2 separate regions of the Mus musculus genome follow, and region 1 is linked to region 2. The links are chromatin loops, found by intact Hi-C in ENCODE. Cell type or tissue: gastrocnemius. All regions are shown on one strand. Links, peaks and the distances in the headings refer to the core of each region. The heading gives the core; the rest is flanking DNA. Region 1 holds the start of Ngfr (nerve growth factor receptor (TNFR superfamily, member 16)). Region 2 has its middle 18 kb from the start of Nxph3.

The links. Hi-C counts contacts between places; a loop is a spot of excess contacts. Peaks named below come from ENCODE experiments on the same cell type or tissue, not always from the same donor. Only the 100,000 strongest peaks of a DNase experiment are listed, where the experiment ranks them.
Region 1: a loop joins it to region 2, with 8 times the contacts of the local background. A loop is called at or near these places in 26 of 42 quality-filtered maps.

The regions. Positions count from the first base shown.
Region 1 is chr11:95,581,613-95,589,939 of GRCm38, reverse strand. Ngfr (nerve growth factor receptor (TNFR superfamily, member 16)) reads left to right here and starts at 2,242. Exons shown (of 6, transcript NM_033217.3): 1 at 2,242-2,456. The coding sequence starts at 2,382. In gastrocnemius, for the core only: a CTCF peak has its summit at 3,509 (motif pointing right); DNase peaks (open chromatin) are centred at 2,314, 3,051 and 3,531; H3K4me3 peaks cover 2,927 bases; H3K27ac peaks cover 449 bases.
Region 2 is chr11:95,528,346-95,536,672 of GRCm38, reverse strand. No RefSeq gene overlaps it. Among named protein-coding and RNA genes, the nearest start is that of Nxph3, 18 kb to the right of the region's middle. In gastrocnemius, for the core only: no CTCF peak of the experiment used is centred there; DNase peaks (open chromatin) are centred at 2,713 and 3,600.

The DNA of each region.
Region 1 (8,327 bases), core at 174-8,173, 53 kb before region 2:
CCCATCCTGTAAATAAGAAAACAAAGGCCAAGAGAGATGGTTGAAGCCTTCCCAAGGTAAGAAGGAAGAGGCAACAGGGCAGGGGGCAAGCATTCGCACTCAGGCCTGACTTCCCACAATGCAACACTCCTCCTTCCGCACCCTATGCAGCCACACTCCCTGCCAGCACTCAGCAGTACATCTCGGGCTTGTGCTTCAGCTTAATCATAGAAATACTGCTAAGAATAGTAACAATTGCTGTTTGTAATTGTTGGAGTAAGGCTTAAATGATCAAGACCATGGAAATTATTAATAACCCAGGCCCAGCCATGGTGGTGTGGGTCGTATTAAATTGTGTTGAGATGGATAACCTTGGCAATAATAGTAACTGGGATCATAAATTAATAACGGGAGTATTTAAATTAATGCCACACTGTCGGTAGCCTGGTAGTAAGCAGCTCAATGCTTCTGGAAGTGCTAATGCTCCCCCTTCCTGCCTCCCATGAATTCAGCAGAGAGTAAGGCAGGTCTGTAAAAGCGTTGGGGGAGGGGACATCTTAGAAGTAATCTCTGTCCAGGCGGAAGGACTCCCCAGGGACTTCTGAGGTCCTGCTTTCTGCCTAGACTCTTACATCCAGCCATGGTGGCTCATGAACATGAATTCTCAAAGCCACAGTGATGTCTACCCGTCCTTCCTGGGGACTGTCTGCTGGCCTTTATTGGCTACATAGGATAGGTTTTTTTTTTTTTCCTGCAATTAAGTTTAAGTGACCTAGGAAATCACCTACTCATGAGCAGGCCTGCTTTATAAATGCTCTTGGTCTGTCCCTTGTTTCTATTATTTTGGGACTGTATTTTTTTGAAGAGGAACTGGAGTCCAGACATAGCTAACATCTGGTGCTGGGATAGACTGTCCCCACACAGTTCTGTACCAGGGCCTTCGATGTCTGGGAACCAGAGAAGGGCGGGGCGGTGTTTCTTCTGAAAGACTGACTGCACATTCCTTGGCATACAGGTGGTTTGATGTGCCACGCTTCTAGAGCATGGCCAGTGTGATCCTCAGAAGGCCTACACAGCTCACGGATGAGTCTGTGGATGTTGAATCCATTCAACAGCTCTCCCCTTGAATCCCCTCCATGACTGAACACTTGGGTGGTCAGAGAAGACACTACTGTCCCTGCCCGTAGGAAACTCACAAACTCATGTAATCATGTTTGTGTGTTGTCTGTATACTCTGTGTGTGTGTGTGTGTGTGTGTGTGTGTGTGTGTGTGTGTGTGTGTGCATTTGAGGGCAAAATACAGATGTGGGCTTGTGTGACTACCACTGTGCAGTGCACACATGTGAGTGTGTAGGAGTGTATATGTGAATGTCAGCCTGTGTGCATTGATGTATGTCTGGTCTGTGTTAGGAGCCCTTGTAGGATGAGCAGGTCTATATGAATGCCTGAGGGACGGTATAGGCAGATGTCAGTACGTCAACACACACACGTACAGGTGCACTTGAGAGTGTGTTTGTGTATTCCTGGGGTTTATGTGCACACCTGTGACTCATTCAAGCTCATGAAAGGCTGGAGATAGAGTTCTGTGATACAATGCTTGCTTAGCATGTGTGTGTGTGTGGTCCTAGGTTCTATCATGTGTGTGTGTGTGTGTGTGTGTGTGTGTGTGTGGTCCTAGGTTCTATCATGTGTGTGTGTGTGTATGTGTGTGTGTGTGTAGGAGAGGGGGAGACAGGGACAGAGAGACAGAGACAGAGACAGAGAAACAGTGTCAGACAGATATCCCAAATTATGATATTGGGATAGATTTCACCTTGAAGGCCCCAAGGAACATATCCCTCCACAAGTTGGAACAGAGAGAGAATGGAATAAGGTGTGTATCCAACCATAAAAGGAGGGCAGCCTCATTTTCGGAATAAGGGCTAGGTAGGCAATTAGGCTAAAGATGTTTAAGAGAGTTAACCCCGAGGCAGGCTTCATCAGTAGGAGAGCAATGGCCCCCGTTGGATCCGAAGCATCTTATGCTCAGCATAACCGGAGGTGCCCTGGGTACGTGGGGCAGCCCACTGAGAAGCCACAGCGGGGCACACGGGTGCGGCTCCTCTCACGCCTCACTTGACTGCTCTGGACTCCCCACCCTAGGCAGCCGGGCGGGCGCGGTTCCGGAGGGGTTGGGGGGGGGGGGGAGTTGGGCGGGCTGGGCGGGGAGGAGGCGGGGCTGCTGCATTGCCTTCACCCAGCTGCTCCCGCCCGCTAGCAGCCAGAGCGAGTGGAGCCTCCGCCAGCTCCGGCGGGCAGCGGGCGCTGGAGCGCAGCGCAGCGCAGCTCAGCTCAGCGCGCAGCACCATCGGTCCGCAGAGCGGACTGAGCTAGAAGCTGAGCGCTGTCGCCGGAGGCGAGCAATGAGGAGGGCAGGTGCTGCCTGCAGCGCCATGGACCGGCTGCGCCTGCTGCTGCTGCTGCTGCTGCTTCTAGGGGTAAGTGATTAGTAGGAGGGACCTCCGTTAACCTTTTCAAAGAGCTGAACCCCAAGGGGATGTGGGTGCCACCACCCAGGGAACAGAATAAGACGTTAAGGTCCCAGATGCTGGCAACGGGTGGCGGAGGAGCTGCGGGATCATGACCCACAGGGGCGCTCCTAGCTTCTAGGACTTTCAGAGCGCAGAGGCGACCCAGTCCCAGGATAGAGATGCAGACAGGACTGTTGCAACGACACCCGTTCTTGGTTCTGCTTGCTGCTGCTGGTTCTTGAGCACTACGACGGGTGCGGTGTAGGAGACTGGGAGCAGTCTCGAGTGGGGTGGAGGGAGGTTTGGGAATCTCGGGCGCCTGGGTTCTTTTGACGACAGCGTGTGAATTTTGGGATCCCGAGGGGAGTTTTCTCTTTAGCATCTTAGTCCCTGGGGAGTTGTAGGGCAGAGAGAAGGAAGGGAAAGAGATCGGCACTAAAGATGTGAGGGGCTAGAGACGGAACAATGCGGGAGGCAGCTGGAGGGACTGGAGGCAGAGGGGACCCAGTATGGACAATGGGGACCGGCCAGACAATGGGGGGGAGGGGCATCGAAAGGAGCGATTCGGGAGTGGCAGAGAGGTTGAAGAGAGAGAAGTGGGCTTTATGGAGGGCAGAAAAGAGACAACCACAAAAGAGATAGAGAAATGGAAAGAAGGTGCATACCCTAAAGTGCTCGGGGCCCCGCCTGTCTGTCTACTCAAGGACGATGCGATGAGGACAGCCCAGTCACAGACGTTTCCCGCGTGGGTTCTAGCGCTCTTTCTAGCGGCCTCGCCCAGTCCGGGAATTGCGTCTGGGCATCCCAGGCAGGGAAGAGAGCGCTCACTTCACTATGGCAAATCCGCTTCTAGGGTAGTTCCTTGACAAACCTTTCACGTGGTTTGAAGCAACTCAGTGGACCCGGAGAGACAGAGCCGGGGCATCCCCCTACCCTATTAAACGCCGGCCAGCTCTCGAGATGCGGAGCGCTGGGACTCTCAAGGCTGTGATGGTTCCGGCAGCGCACAGCTAGGGGATGCAAAACCCCAGGCGACCCGCAGGGGGCACTGCGGGCGAGGGATTGCTGTTGGGAGCTGCGTGCGCGCCTTGGGCTGCGCACTGAGTCCCTTCTAAGTTAAGCCGCCACGGGCCCTGAGCCCTCCGTGCTCCTTCCGGTCCAGAACTTAATAGGATCATCATCCCGCCCACACCTGGCCAGGCTTTCGGTGAAAGTCAATGAACGCTTCTCAAATGAGACAGGGGCCACTTGGATGCCTGGGATTCTTGTCGGATTGCTGTTCGGAGACACCAACTCCGGCTAAGGTCATTAGGTCCTCCTTCTATGAACCTGAGTACTCTGGGTATTTCTGACCAGATCTTAAGGAAGGTTGGCAATGAAAGTGACGTCCTCTCCTCACTCTTCCCTCCACCCTTTCCACATCCGAGCACTGTACACCCCCCCCCCCCATCTCCATCTTACTGATAAGGAGGCAGGGACTTCGAAGTTTAAGCAAGTTGGTCACGATCTCAAGCCAGAGTCGTGTGGCTGGATGGTCACCTCGTTCCAGCTCTGAACTCCCTGGGCGCGCGCAGGTGGGGAGGGGGCGGCAGCTGGTTCGCTTCGTTTCACAGTAGGGATATGGGTGACACCATTCCAAAGGATAGGCAGGAGGTGAGATATGGAGGCAAGCGGATGGAAAACCCTTCTCAAGCCCAAACATGGTTCCCTGGAGCTGTCAGTCCTTGTGGCGTCCTCCGGGGACTTGGGAGTGACTGCAAGAGTGTTTGCTAACTAACGCTTCTGGTTAGAGGTGCTTCTTGGTCCTTGTTATGGTTGGCTAGGGAAGAGGGCCTGGGGCGCTGCGTAGTTCTGATCCTGGAGGGGTGAGGGCGTGGCCACTGAACCTTGACAGAACCTTTGGACTTGAGCCCCTATGGCTCTGTTTTCCATCTCTGCTTTCCCCAGGTTATTCAGTTAGAGCCGGTTCTGTGTTCCGCCGCGGACCGAGCCTCTTCCTGCGCCGCTGCGAGAGTTCTGAAACCAGAGCGCAACCAGAGTCTGCTGGCCGGCCGCGCCGGTAATGGAGGCACTTTGTCATTCAGACGTCTGTAACCGGAGCCGCCCGGCTGGCTAATGCTCCTAATAGGGATGCAGCAGCGTAGGCAACAAATGGGCAGCATGAGCGTCGGGGCTGCTGCGGAGGGTGGGTGGGTGATGAAGCGGCTGCGGGAAGGGAAAGCCTCCACCCTACCTGGTCAGCCCAGTCTGCATGTAGCACCTGGCTCCTCCCTAGAGGGATGAGTTAGAAGGGAGGACACACTAAAATCTGTGAAGTACCTACTGTGTGACCTGCACTGTGTTAGGTACTTTGACGTTATATACACCACAGGTCCCAGCAACGTAAATTTAGTGATTGCCATCTTACAGTCGAGGAAGCTTATCCCCCAGGAAATTGAGGCAGGGCATCAGGCTCCCCAACTTAGAAAGCAGAGGGGGCATGTTGGAAGCCGGGGGTCATTGACTTAGTTTTTCCTTCTCACGCGCGGTTCCTTTCAGCTTCCCACCAACTTAGAGATCACTCGAGGGGGTGTGGTCCCAAACTGCCTCTGGCTGGGTAAATTAGCCGCTGCCTTGTGGCTCTGAACCTAGCCACTCCCCTGTTCTATGTGTGCAGAGCCCTAGCCTATCTTCAAGTCCGCATAAGGCAGCTTCCTTAAGGAGTTAACACCAGTCTCTGTACTCATGACTCAGTGGCTTTCCAAAGGGGCGAGGAGTGGGGCAGTAATCAATGCCTAGTCCTGGCTGAAGCTCTCCAGATATTGGAAAACCCCTATCCCATATGGTTGTGACCAGGCTCTATTCTCTGAGGAGCCTTCTCTGAAGCTGTTATGAATGGTCAGGACTGAAACCATGGAAGCATCCATATGGTTGCAAACCCTGGTGTGTGTGTGTGTTTTCTGTTTTATCCAATTGAAAAAAAAAAAGCCAATTCATCCAAGCACTGACAGCCAGCCCTGCAATGACATAAATAGATCGTAAACATTTTGAAAAATGGAGAAGTCATGCTATCAACTTTGAAATGAATAAATGCAGTAGATATAACTACAGGCAAATGGGTCTGTCACTTTGATAAATTGATCAATTTGGATCGGAGTTTGGAGCAATTAGTCTGAACTCTAGTCACACGCTCCTGCTTGGCTGCCGCCTTCCTTTCTGCCTTGTCTTCCTTGGGCAGCAGCTCATACTTCCTAAAACAAGCTACTTCCTCACCAACTACCATTGATTGAACTCCTGCTACACTCTACCCAGACGGATCTGCACACGATTCCATTCAGTTCTCACGGCAACCCAGTGTAGGAGCCACGCTAAGTGTTTTAGATGGGAGAACTGGGATTCGGGAAGAATAAGATGCTCAACATCACAGACTGCTTAGTGGCAAATCTAGGATTTTATGACAGAGGGAACATTAACCAAGTACAGATGTGAATACTGATTATGTGGCCTCAACTCTAAAGAAGGGGGGAAGCCTAAGGAGAGGGGAGGAGAGGGAAGGATTGAAGAGAAAGGAGGAGTGGGGAAGGGAGGGGAGGAGTGGGAAGGAAAGGGGGAGAAGAGAGGAGGAGTGGGGAAGAGTGGGGAGGAGTGGGAAGGAAAGGGGGAGGAGCAGGGAGGAGAGAGGAGGGATGGGGAGGAGTGTGGAGGGGAAGGAAGGAGTGGGAAAGAATGATAGGGGAGGAGCAGGGAGGAGAGAGGAGGAGTGGGGAGGAGTGGGAGTGAACAGGTTCTTGGCAGAGGTGCTTGCCCAAAGCTATTACGTCTCTGACAAGGATCATACAGCCCCTGGCGGTCCCTCAATGCACACCCTCCAACTCTCTGCTGACCTTGGTTAAGAGGAGTGGTGGTGCACACCCCAGATCCACAAAGGGAACAACACACAGTGGGGGGCAGAAAAGAAAGGTTATAAAGTGCACCGAGCCCATCCTCACACACTCATTTACAAGCAGCAGGCTGAGGCAGGCGCTGCCATGCCTACCTACTGGTCGAGAAATTAAAAACCGGCCTGTCACTCTGGCCCTCAGTGATGAGGGACTGAGTAGTGATTACGCCAAGTGTTTGACTCTGGGCACTTCTTCCCTCCATGTAAGCTTCTACTCAGTCATGCCTCCATCTGTCTGTCTGACTGTTTGTCTGTCTGTCTGTCTCTCCCTCATCTCTACTTCTCTTTGTGTAGTCCTGGCTGGCCTTGAACTCAGATCCTTCTTGCTTGACCTCCCTTATGCTGGGATCACAGGCATGTGTGCACCTGGCTCCCAGCCAGCTTTTTACCCGGTCCGGTGGCATCATTTTTTAAAGATTCCATTAGAGCTGACACTTTATGGTTCTGGGAGAGGGACTCTTCCGGTCATACTGCGATAGGAGCAAGAAGTGACAACTGATACCCTGACAGGAAGAGAAGGGACAGGAAAACTATCAAAAAGCTGACAAAATGACAAAAATGTGTTCATCTGGGATGGAAGACATGAGAACACTGCGGCACTGCAGTCCTGGGTCATCGTTGGTGCTAACAGTCGATGCCCCTGTGATGGAGAAGCTGCAGAGGTGGAGGAGGGCGATGCCCACCCTGCAGTTTCCACCCCCAACCCTGCCACCTCCCCTCTCAGTGGAGGAGAAATGTACTGGGGGACAATAGTATACTTTTGCCCCTGAGGACACATAGCCATCCAGAGTGAGTCTTCCAGGTAACTGAAGGCACATGGCAGTTTCCTGTTCTTAAATTAACAAATATGTACACTTGCTCCCTACTATGTGCCAGAGAGGGCAGGAGATACCAGGACAACCTCAGTCCATAGCCCTGCCAGTCTACTCTGGGAGGGGTAAGGGTGATAGGAACACTTTCTTGAGGAAGTAATATTTAAGCCGAGCTCTATGTGATGAAAGGAAATCAGAACAGACCCTTCTGAAATCTCAGCTCCTGGGAGAAGCCTGCCTCAAGTACCTCAGGGCTCCTGGTCTGCAGATGTTGCCATTGCCAGCCAGCACTCCCACTGCCAGCACCTGGGAGGAGATGGTGGCAGCTTCCGGTGCTGCCTGGACTCTCTCTGCTGCCCTTATGGAGACCACTCTGCCCCTAGGGCATCACCCAGTGTTTTCTCCTGCCTCTGTTTACTTTTCTGTCAAACTCTGGTGAAACCACAGTGGTGTGTGTGTGTGTGTGTGTGTGTGTGTGTGTGTGGTGTGTCTTGGCAAAGATCGGTCCAGCATGGAAGCAGGAGAGGAATGCCCAAACAATCTTGTAAAGCTCTCTGGTCTCACGACCAAAGCCCAAATTGCTCAGCATCAAATGGGGTGGGTGGGGGGTGTGTGCGCAAGGTCTGGAGCCTGCAGAGAAGGCTTTGGAGTTTTATTAGACATTAAGATTGTTCTTTAAGGAACAGAAACAAAGTGAGCCTCCAACAGCCCCTCCCTCGGGGGAATCTGGTGCTAAGTCGTTCCATCCATGAGCAAAGATGCTTTAGTGGCAGGAATCTGACTCCCCCCCCCCCCATCCAGCTCTGTTCCCAGGGGCCACATGGGAGGAGAGGGGAGGGGATGGAGTCAGGCTAGGACGGGGAAGTCAACTCTGGAAGAATAGAGTTGCTGGCTGGTGAAAGCCGGCCACTGATAACAGGCGTCCCTTTCTCTGTCTTGGCTCCAGACTTGCCCATCAGTCTTTGCCCTGGCACCAAGCTGTCCCTGTGTTTATCTGCAGAGGGGTGAAAACTCCCAAAGGAAACCCAGGGCAGGCCAGACACCTCCAGTACAGAGTCAATATTTGAACCCAAGTCCTCACTGCCTTCTGTTCTTGGACATAGACAA
Region 2 (8,327 bases), core at 228-8,227:
TGCCTTCTGCCAGGAGCTCCTCCCTTCATCCACCACAGACGCTCTCACCTCTATACCTCATGTTCTTCCCTCTTCCTAGATGTGTTTCCTTTTGTGCCTACCTGGAAAACTCCTACGCATCCTTCAAAACCCATTTCAGCTGGTCCACTCTCTCCCAGTCTTACCAACAGAACTCACTGTTGTTCACTCCTGCATCAGAGGCAGAAGAGGTTGGCTCCTGCCCTCTCCCAGGTCTTACAAGCCACAGTCCTCCGTTTATAAAGCAAAGTCATTATACTTTCCTGAAATCTGTGCTTATATGACAAGTACTTGGGTTTGTGTGTTTATTTCCTGAGAAGAGGGAGCATGGTCACCTGAGCCAGACAGTGCTGCCTTCAGCCCCTCTATGCTGTGTGGCTCTGGGTAAGTGCCACAGCCTCTCTGGGCCTTGGTTCCCTGCCCATGGGCTCACTGGGTGGATTATGAGGATTCAGTGAGTTTGAATATGTGTAACCTGAATTCAAGTGTCGATGAGTAATGTAGATAGATCTGGTTCTGGGGACGCTTGCTCTGTGCTCTGCCTCTGCAGCTCAGTGGAGTAGTTCCATCTACAGAATGGGATCAGAGACAGAGCAGACTCCAAGCTTGTTGCGGGGGGCATGACTCAGTCCTAGGAGCGTCCCTGGTACCCGCACAGACTTAGCTTCCAGAGCTGCTGTTAAACTCCATCATTTAACGCCATAGCTGTTGGAGATACTGTTGGCCCATTCTATAGGTAGGGAAAGTGAGGCTCAGAAGATACAGGAGTTTCCTTGCCACAGTCACACAGTAAAGTGAGTTTTTGTCAGGGTCACAACCACTCTGCCATCCTGTCATTCAGGGCCCTGCTGAGGATTGGGCAGCCCTGGGCATGATCAGGCGCCTAACCCGGGCCTTCCCGGTCAGGCGGGTCTGTCTGCACAGGTCCAGGGCACTCCCTACATCTTAACGTTTCAGCAGCTCGTGACATGGGCATCCTGAGGAGTTGCCCACTGACCGGATCCCCACAGCTGACCGAGGACAGAATGGAGAGCAGAGGCAAGCGTGTGTTTCGTGGGTGTGTCTCTGCACTGGCCTAGGGCTGGTTGCTTTATCATGTGTGAGTTCTGCTTCAGAGTCCCTGGAATTGGAGTCACAGACAGTGATGAGTTCAGGGAATTGAACTCAGGTCCTCTGGAAGAGCAGTACCTGCTCTTAACCACTGAGCCATCCCTCCTGTTCCACCCCACCCCCACCTCCCACCCCCCTTGGCTAAAGCCACTTTTTCTATTCCACATGCCACACAGCTGGGTACTCTCCCTGGGAAGCTGGTCTGGCCTCACTCCTGTGGATCCCCCCACACTCAGACTCTAGGCCTTAGTCTAATGGGGCCTGCAACCCTAGGCACTGAGAGACAGGATGCAGCCGAAGACTAGGCAGTAAGGGTTAAGTGGGTTCCTTTGATAGCTGAGCATCTGACAGGGGTCTCTCCTCCAAGTCACACTTGGAGGCTGAGAGACTGGTCACCAGGGTGCGGAGTCCCAGGATGCTCTGTTGTTATCTTGGTCCCACCAAGTGCCCAGTGAACTCCAGAGCAGGTAGCCCAGAAAGCGAGAAGGTACAAATTAGTCAAATGAGAGGTGACAGAGCTTCCTTTGACTTTGGGACCAAATAGACACCCAGTGGGCAGGGCTGTATCGCAGTTGGCAGAGCGCTTATCTTGCCTGCAGGAATCTGCAGCATGGCATACAATCGGATACCGCGATGCAGGTCTGTGGTCCCAGAATTACAGAGAGGATCAGAAGTTGAAAGCCGTTCTCAGTCACACAATGACTCCAAGGACCTGAGACCTTGTCTGAGATGGGGGTGAGGCAGACAGAGACAGAGAAACCCAAGAATATGCCAGGCCTGGGGTAGCAGAAGCAATGAGGGGTATGCAGAGAAGGAGGTCAGACAAGATACTGAAGTGAGAGGCCAGAGGTCCCAAATGATCCAGAACATGACCTCTCCCAGACCCCACCCCCACCACCACTGAGGGCATCAGAGGTTGTGGGGATTAGGGAATCTGGCGGGGGGGGGGGGGGGGAGGGGGGGGCGGAAGCCCCTGGAAAATATCTGAAGGGACTGCAATCACACAGGGAGGGCTGGCCAGAGATAGGCTAACCCAGGGTTCAACTGCCTAAAACTGCCTAGTCTAGGGCATCTACCAGACCCACTGTGGAGGAGAGACATCACTCCAGCTGTCCTGCCACAGGAAAGGAGAAGATCACAAGAGGGACTGGGGACTAGGAGGCCGTGATAGAATGTAGGCGCAGGTGGTGGAGACTCTAGCACAGGAGGGAATGTGGCTGACCCATCTCTGGGAGGCTTCTACATTTCAGAAAAACAGCTCACAAGGCTTTTCAGCTTCTTCGAGAAAGAATTGGATAAACACCTAGAAACGGCTTTATAGGCAAAGACTGCAGAGCAGGAAGAGCCAGAGAGACCTGGCTGTGAAACTCCAAGAGAGGAGCCTGGGGCATGGAAGGAATGATTTTTGACAGGCTCCTGACCCAGCCTCATCTCTTCGACCCAAAGAAGCAGACACCGGAGTGCCGCTGGACATCGTGGCTCGACCTGAGTGGTCAGAGGCAAAGATCCCTTCAGGCAAGAGGCAGTGGACAGCTGGCGTGCAAGTCCAGCGTCCATACCGAGCAACGGGCAATGCCGCGGCATCGCAGCGCCCCCTGCTGGCCAGAGGCAGAGCCTCCTACTGGGGAGCCTCTGTCTCAAGTGTGGGAATACTCCTCCAACAGCACTCTAACCCAACCTCATTTCCAACAGATCTCAGGACTCAGCATCCTTTGAGGCAGACATCCACACTGGAAGACCCTTGGCATATTGTGCCAACCTCTATTTTATCGCTGGAGAAATGAGACACGAATAACGCCAAAAGGCTCTGAGGACACAGACATGTATATATGTGTGTACCACAGGCTGTCCACGGTCCAGTGGTGGTGTCCCGGGGTGGCCAGCCTTCGCCACCTCCACAAGCCACATTCCCTGTCAGTCATCCCACAATGAACCCGCATGAAACCGACTGTACATCTCAGCTTCGATGGCTCCCAGCCTCTACTTTCGCCTCCCAGCCCTCCGGACACACAGCCCCACAGTCTCAATTCCAGCCCCTCCTGTCTCTCTCACCCCTCCACTCAACCACGCCCTCCAGCACTCTCCACTCCGCCAATCCACCAGCCTCAGGAGACACCTGTGCTCCCTTCTGCTGCATTCTTGTTTAGTCCCCAGGAAATGAAAACTTTAATTTCTTTTTTTATTAACTTTATTGGATTTTCTTTTTAATTATAAGTCAACGTACTACATGTTCTCTGTAATCGCTTAAACAAACCAAAGCCGTGTAAAGATGCGGTTACCAGCTCTCCTCTCCCCAGCTCACAGCAGAACACAGGGTGCCTCTGGGGGCTGGGCCACCTGATGGCCTGATGATTTGATCAAAGCACTGGCTACACAGTCGGCCACCAACACAGGTATCCACCGCCTTCTGGACCCAAAGACTCGTGCGGGAGGGGAAGATGGCCAATACCTCAAATTCTCTATGGGCAGATGGACAGGAGCCAAAGGGCCTTGGACAGGCACTGTTGCCTTAAGTGGGGCTCTCTGAAGAACGACATTTGACTGGAGCCCCCAAGGGAAGGCACAGTGGGTCACCACACTGAGTCTGAACGTTCTATCTACACAGGGTAGTGTAGGGACCACTGTACATGTTTCCTAAGGATGCCAGGGCAGTGTTTCTCAACCTGTGGGTCCCGACCCCCTGGAGTCCCATATCAAGTATTTACATTACAATTCATAATATTATCAAGATTACAGTTATGAAGTAGCAACGATAAAATCGTACGGTTGGGGATCACCACAACGTGAGGAACCGTATTAAAGAGGCTCCGCATTAGGAAGTCTGAGAACCAGTGGACTAGGGAATCCACTGGGTGGAGACTAGCTAGGGGGCGGAGCAGTATGGCTGCCAGGTGACAAATGAGAGAGATGGTAGTTGATACCCTCTTTGTAAAAAGCCATTTACATTGCTGTTTTTTAGTTCTTTGACTTTTCAGAACTTCCACGCTCCAATCTTTGGCTCCACCCCTCTCTGGAATGATTAGTGTTGTCACTTAGTGGCAGGACCTAAAACCAGCTAGGAGCAGAGCCTCAGGGTGTGCCTGGGGGGTCGGAGGTAGCCATCTTGGTTTGGTTAAATGAACCGAGAAGGCTGGCCCACTGTGGGTGTGACCCTTTCATGGGATTCTAGACTGCACAAAGGAAACCTAGCCAAGTAGCCCTGTGCACTCAGGCCTCTTTGTGACTGGACACCATGTGACCAGGTACCTCAAGCTCCTGCTGCCTTGATTTCCGCCATGATGGACTGTAGCTTGAGCTGTGAGCTAAAACAAACCCTTTCTCTAGTAAGCTTCTATTGTCAGGGTGTTTTTTTAAGAATTCAGATTTGGCCGGGCGTGGTGGCACACGCCTTTAATCCCAGCACTCGGGAGGCAGAGGCAGGCAGTTCGAGGCCAGCCTGGTCTACAGAGTGAGTTCCAGGACAGCCAGGGCTATACAGAGAAACCCTGTCTCAAAAATCCAAATATATATATATATATATATATATATATATATATATTCAGATTTATTTGTTTTATGCATATGAGCGTTGTGCCATATGCATATGCTTGCATAGCCTGCCTGAGATCAGAAGAGAAAAATTGATTCCCCGAAACTGGAGGGACAGAGCAAGCTCTCCAGGCCCTGTCAGGCAGCCATGGCATCAGGAAGATGCTGGAGTGACAGCTCTTCACTCTCTCGGCCACCCCCAACCCTCCCCACCCACCCTCCCCACCCCACCCCCACCCTTACTTACTGATTGATAAACAACACAGTACAGTGAGCACCAAAATTAAATTGGATCAGAACCCATATTAGCTGTAAATGTCCACATGGTTCGTATTGACACTGGAAGTGCCTGGCTACATCAATAAATGGGACAGAGTTCTAAACAAATTAGACAGATATCTTTTTGAAATTACTTTTTCATGTGCATTGGCGTTTTGCCCTAATGTATGTCTGTGTGAAGGTGTCAGATCCCCTGGAACTGGGGCTACAGACAATTGTGAGTTAGCATGAGAATTGAACACCGGTCCTCTAAAAGAGCAGGAAGTGCTCTTAATCACTGAGCCATTACTCCAGCTCCTATACAGACATCTTTTTAAAAATATATTATTTATTTAATGTATACGAGTATAATGTAGCTGTCTTCAGATGCACCAGAAGAGGGCATTGGATCCCATTAAAGGTGGTTGTGAGCCACCATGTGGTTGCTAGGAATTGAACTCAGGACCTCTGGAAGAGCAATCAGTGAGTCATCTCTCCAGCCCTATACAGGCATCTTAAGGGGCAGGGAGATGCCGTGACCTCCCCTTAGCTGTAAACTACAGGTCTACCTTTCTGGTAATGTTTCCAGGGAAGAGTGCCTTCTGAGTGACCAAGGTCCCATCTGGGATCTGAGCTGTGAGGAGAGGAGAGTGTGGCACCTGTGATGGAGATGCTCAGGCCTGCTGGTGCAGACCTGTGGTCCCAGCTTCTGAGGAGCTGAGGCAAAAGGACTGCAAGCTCAAGGTAGACCTTGGGAAAAGTGAGTTCAAGGCCAGCCTGGGCAACTTAGTAGAAACCTGTGCCAAAGTAGCAAACATAGAGATCAGAGATACAGTGGCAAGAATGCTTGTTAGATCAGGAGGGAGAGAGGGGTGGACTGGCAGTTTTGTGTGTCAACTTGATACAAGCTGGAGTTATCACAGAAAAAGGACCCTCCCTTGAGGAAATGCCTCCATGAGATCCAGCTGTAAGGCATTTTCTCAATTTAGTGATCAAGGGTAGGAGGGCCCACTGTGGGTGGTTCCATCTCTGGGCTGGTAGTCTTGGGTTCTAAAAGAAAGCAGCTGAGCAAGGCAGGGGAAGCAATCCAGTAAGTAACATCCCTCCATGGCCTCTGCATCAGCTCCTGCTTCCTGACCTGCTTGAGTTCCAGTCCTGACTTCCTTCGGTGATGAACAGCAATGTGGAAGTGTAAACTGAATAAACCCTTTCGTCCCCAACTTGCTTCTTGGTCATGGTGTTTGTGCAGGAATAGAAACCCTGACTAAGACAGGGAGGAAGAGAGGAATGGGTGATATCATCAGATTCTGACAGAGCCACACTGTGAGGTCATCAGAACCAAGGACGATCTGAAAAACAGGCCTAGGCCAAGAGGAATTCCAGAAAATGGGTACCACATGTCCTGATGGATGCTGGAACAGAAAATGGGCACCAGATACAAACGAAGGACACTTGAATAAACTGCGGACTTTAATCGTAACATATCAACATTGGCTCATTGCTCTCGTAGCAAATGAACCGTACTTATGTAAATGGTTTGACTGGGGCAGGGGAGGCCCACAGCTGGGAACAAGCTATGCTAGTTGATCAGAGTGTTTGTTATTGGTTTTGGTTTGGTTTGGTTTTTCTTTTTCTGTAAATGAAGAGTTTTTTATTTTGTTTTGTTTTTGTTTTTTCGAGACAGGGTTTCTCTGTGTAGCCCTGGCTGTCCTGGAACTCACTCTGTAGACCAGACTGGCCTCAAACTCAGAAATCTGCCTCCCTCTGCCCACCCCCCAAGTGCTGGGACTAAAGATGTGCGCCACCACTGCCAGGTGTGAAGAGGTTTTTTGTCATCCTTTTTTTTTTTTTTTTTTTTTTGTCTTCCAAGAAAGGGACTTACTATGTAGCTCAGGCTGTCCTGGAACTTGTATGGACCCTCCTGTCTGCCTCCAGAGTTCTGGATTAGGGCATGTGCTGCCACCCCTGGCTGCCTACTCTTTTCTAAGGTACCCACCCCCCTTTTGTTTAAATTGCAGCTCTGACCCCTGAGGAGCCATGTCTCTTCCCATATCCACTTGTGCCTCTGCCTGATTTTTATTTTTGCCTCCTATTGGCACATAGTTTATTTTATAGAGATGATATTAGTTCTTTGCTACATATATTTCAATCTATTGTCTGTTTCTCATCCATTGGATTTTATCCATGAAACCTTACGTCAAATAAGTCTTCATAAACAACTTCTCTCTTTTCTCTCTCCTGCTCCCTTTCTCCCCCCCCCCCCTTATCTGTCTTGGCTTCTCAATCTCCTGTCTTACTTAAGAAGATTGGAGAGATGACTCAGCCATTAAGACACAGGCTGTTCTTCGAGAGGACCTAGGTTCGATTCCCAGCACCTACATGGTGGTTCACAACTGAAGAGGAAACTGAGGGGTTCTTTGGAGAGTCAGTTGTGTCAGATGGTGTTTTGCTGGGGGCAAACACGGGAAGGAGGAATGTTTTTCTGGAGTGGACACAGATAAAAGGATACTCTGCTAAGGCAGCCTCATGAAGGAATGTTTATCTGAAGCAGACACAGGAGAAAGGATGCTCTTTTAAACATGTACATGAAAGGACACGTGATGAAGGACTTTTTACTAGCGACATGCATATATTGGTCCCCTTACATTGAGCAGTTGAGCTCCATTTGTTGGGATTCCATAGCACAAAAAAAAAACCAAAAACAAACAAACAAAAACGAAAACCTTCTGATGGTGTATTGTGGCTTCCGATTGACAGAGTGATGTCAGCTGAGACATCGCATGCTGCTGAGGCCAGGCCCATGGGGAACACATGGAGTTTAAAAGGGATGCAACAGACTGTGAGAGGGGCTTGCTATAGAGCTAGCTTTATAATGCTTTTTGGTCTCTCATCTTTGCTGATCTTTACTTCAGCGAAGGGGCACAGCAGAGAACTTCTCTTGGTGTCCCTGGTGATCCTGGCCTCTCTTGCTGACTCCTGCTGAGGCCGAGGTCTGGCTGTCTCTACTAGGTAGCGCCATTGCTGCTGATTTGTGTTGGCTCTCTAGACTCTATAGAACTGGATTGTTGGTGTATCTATAAAGTATTGGCGAGTGGTTCGAGCTGCCGTTGCCGACCTGTGAACTAAGCTGTTGCTTTCCTAACCACATAGATGGGATTTGCTCTAAAGAACAACTTTTAAACAGGTCCAGTTTCCCTGCATCCTTTCTTTTCCACTACCTCTGGTGGGCGATGGGCTAAAAGAAAGGTCTTTTTAAAAAAAGGAAACAACACACAACCATCTGCAACTCCAGTGCCAGGAGATGTGGCGCCCTCTCTGGCCTCCACAAGCACCAGCAAGGCACACATGGAGAGAGAACAAAACACCCATACACATAAAACCCCAAGAACATCTGGAGCCACACATGGTGGAGC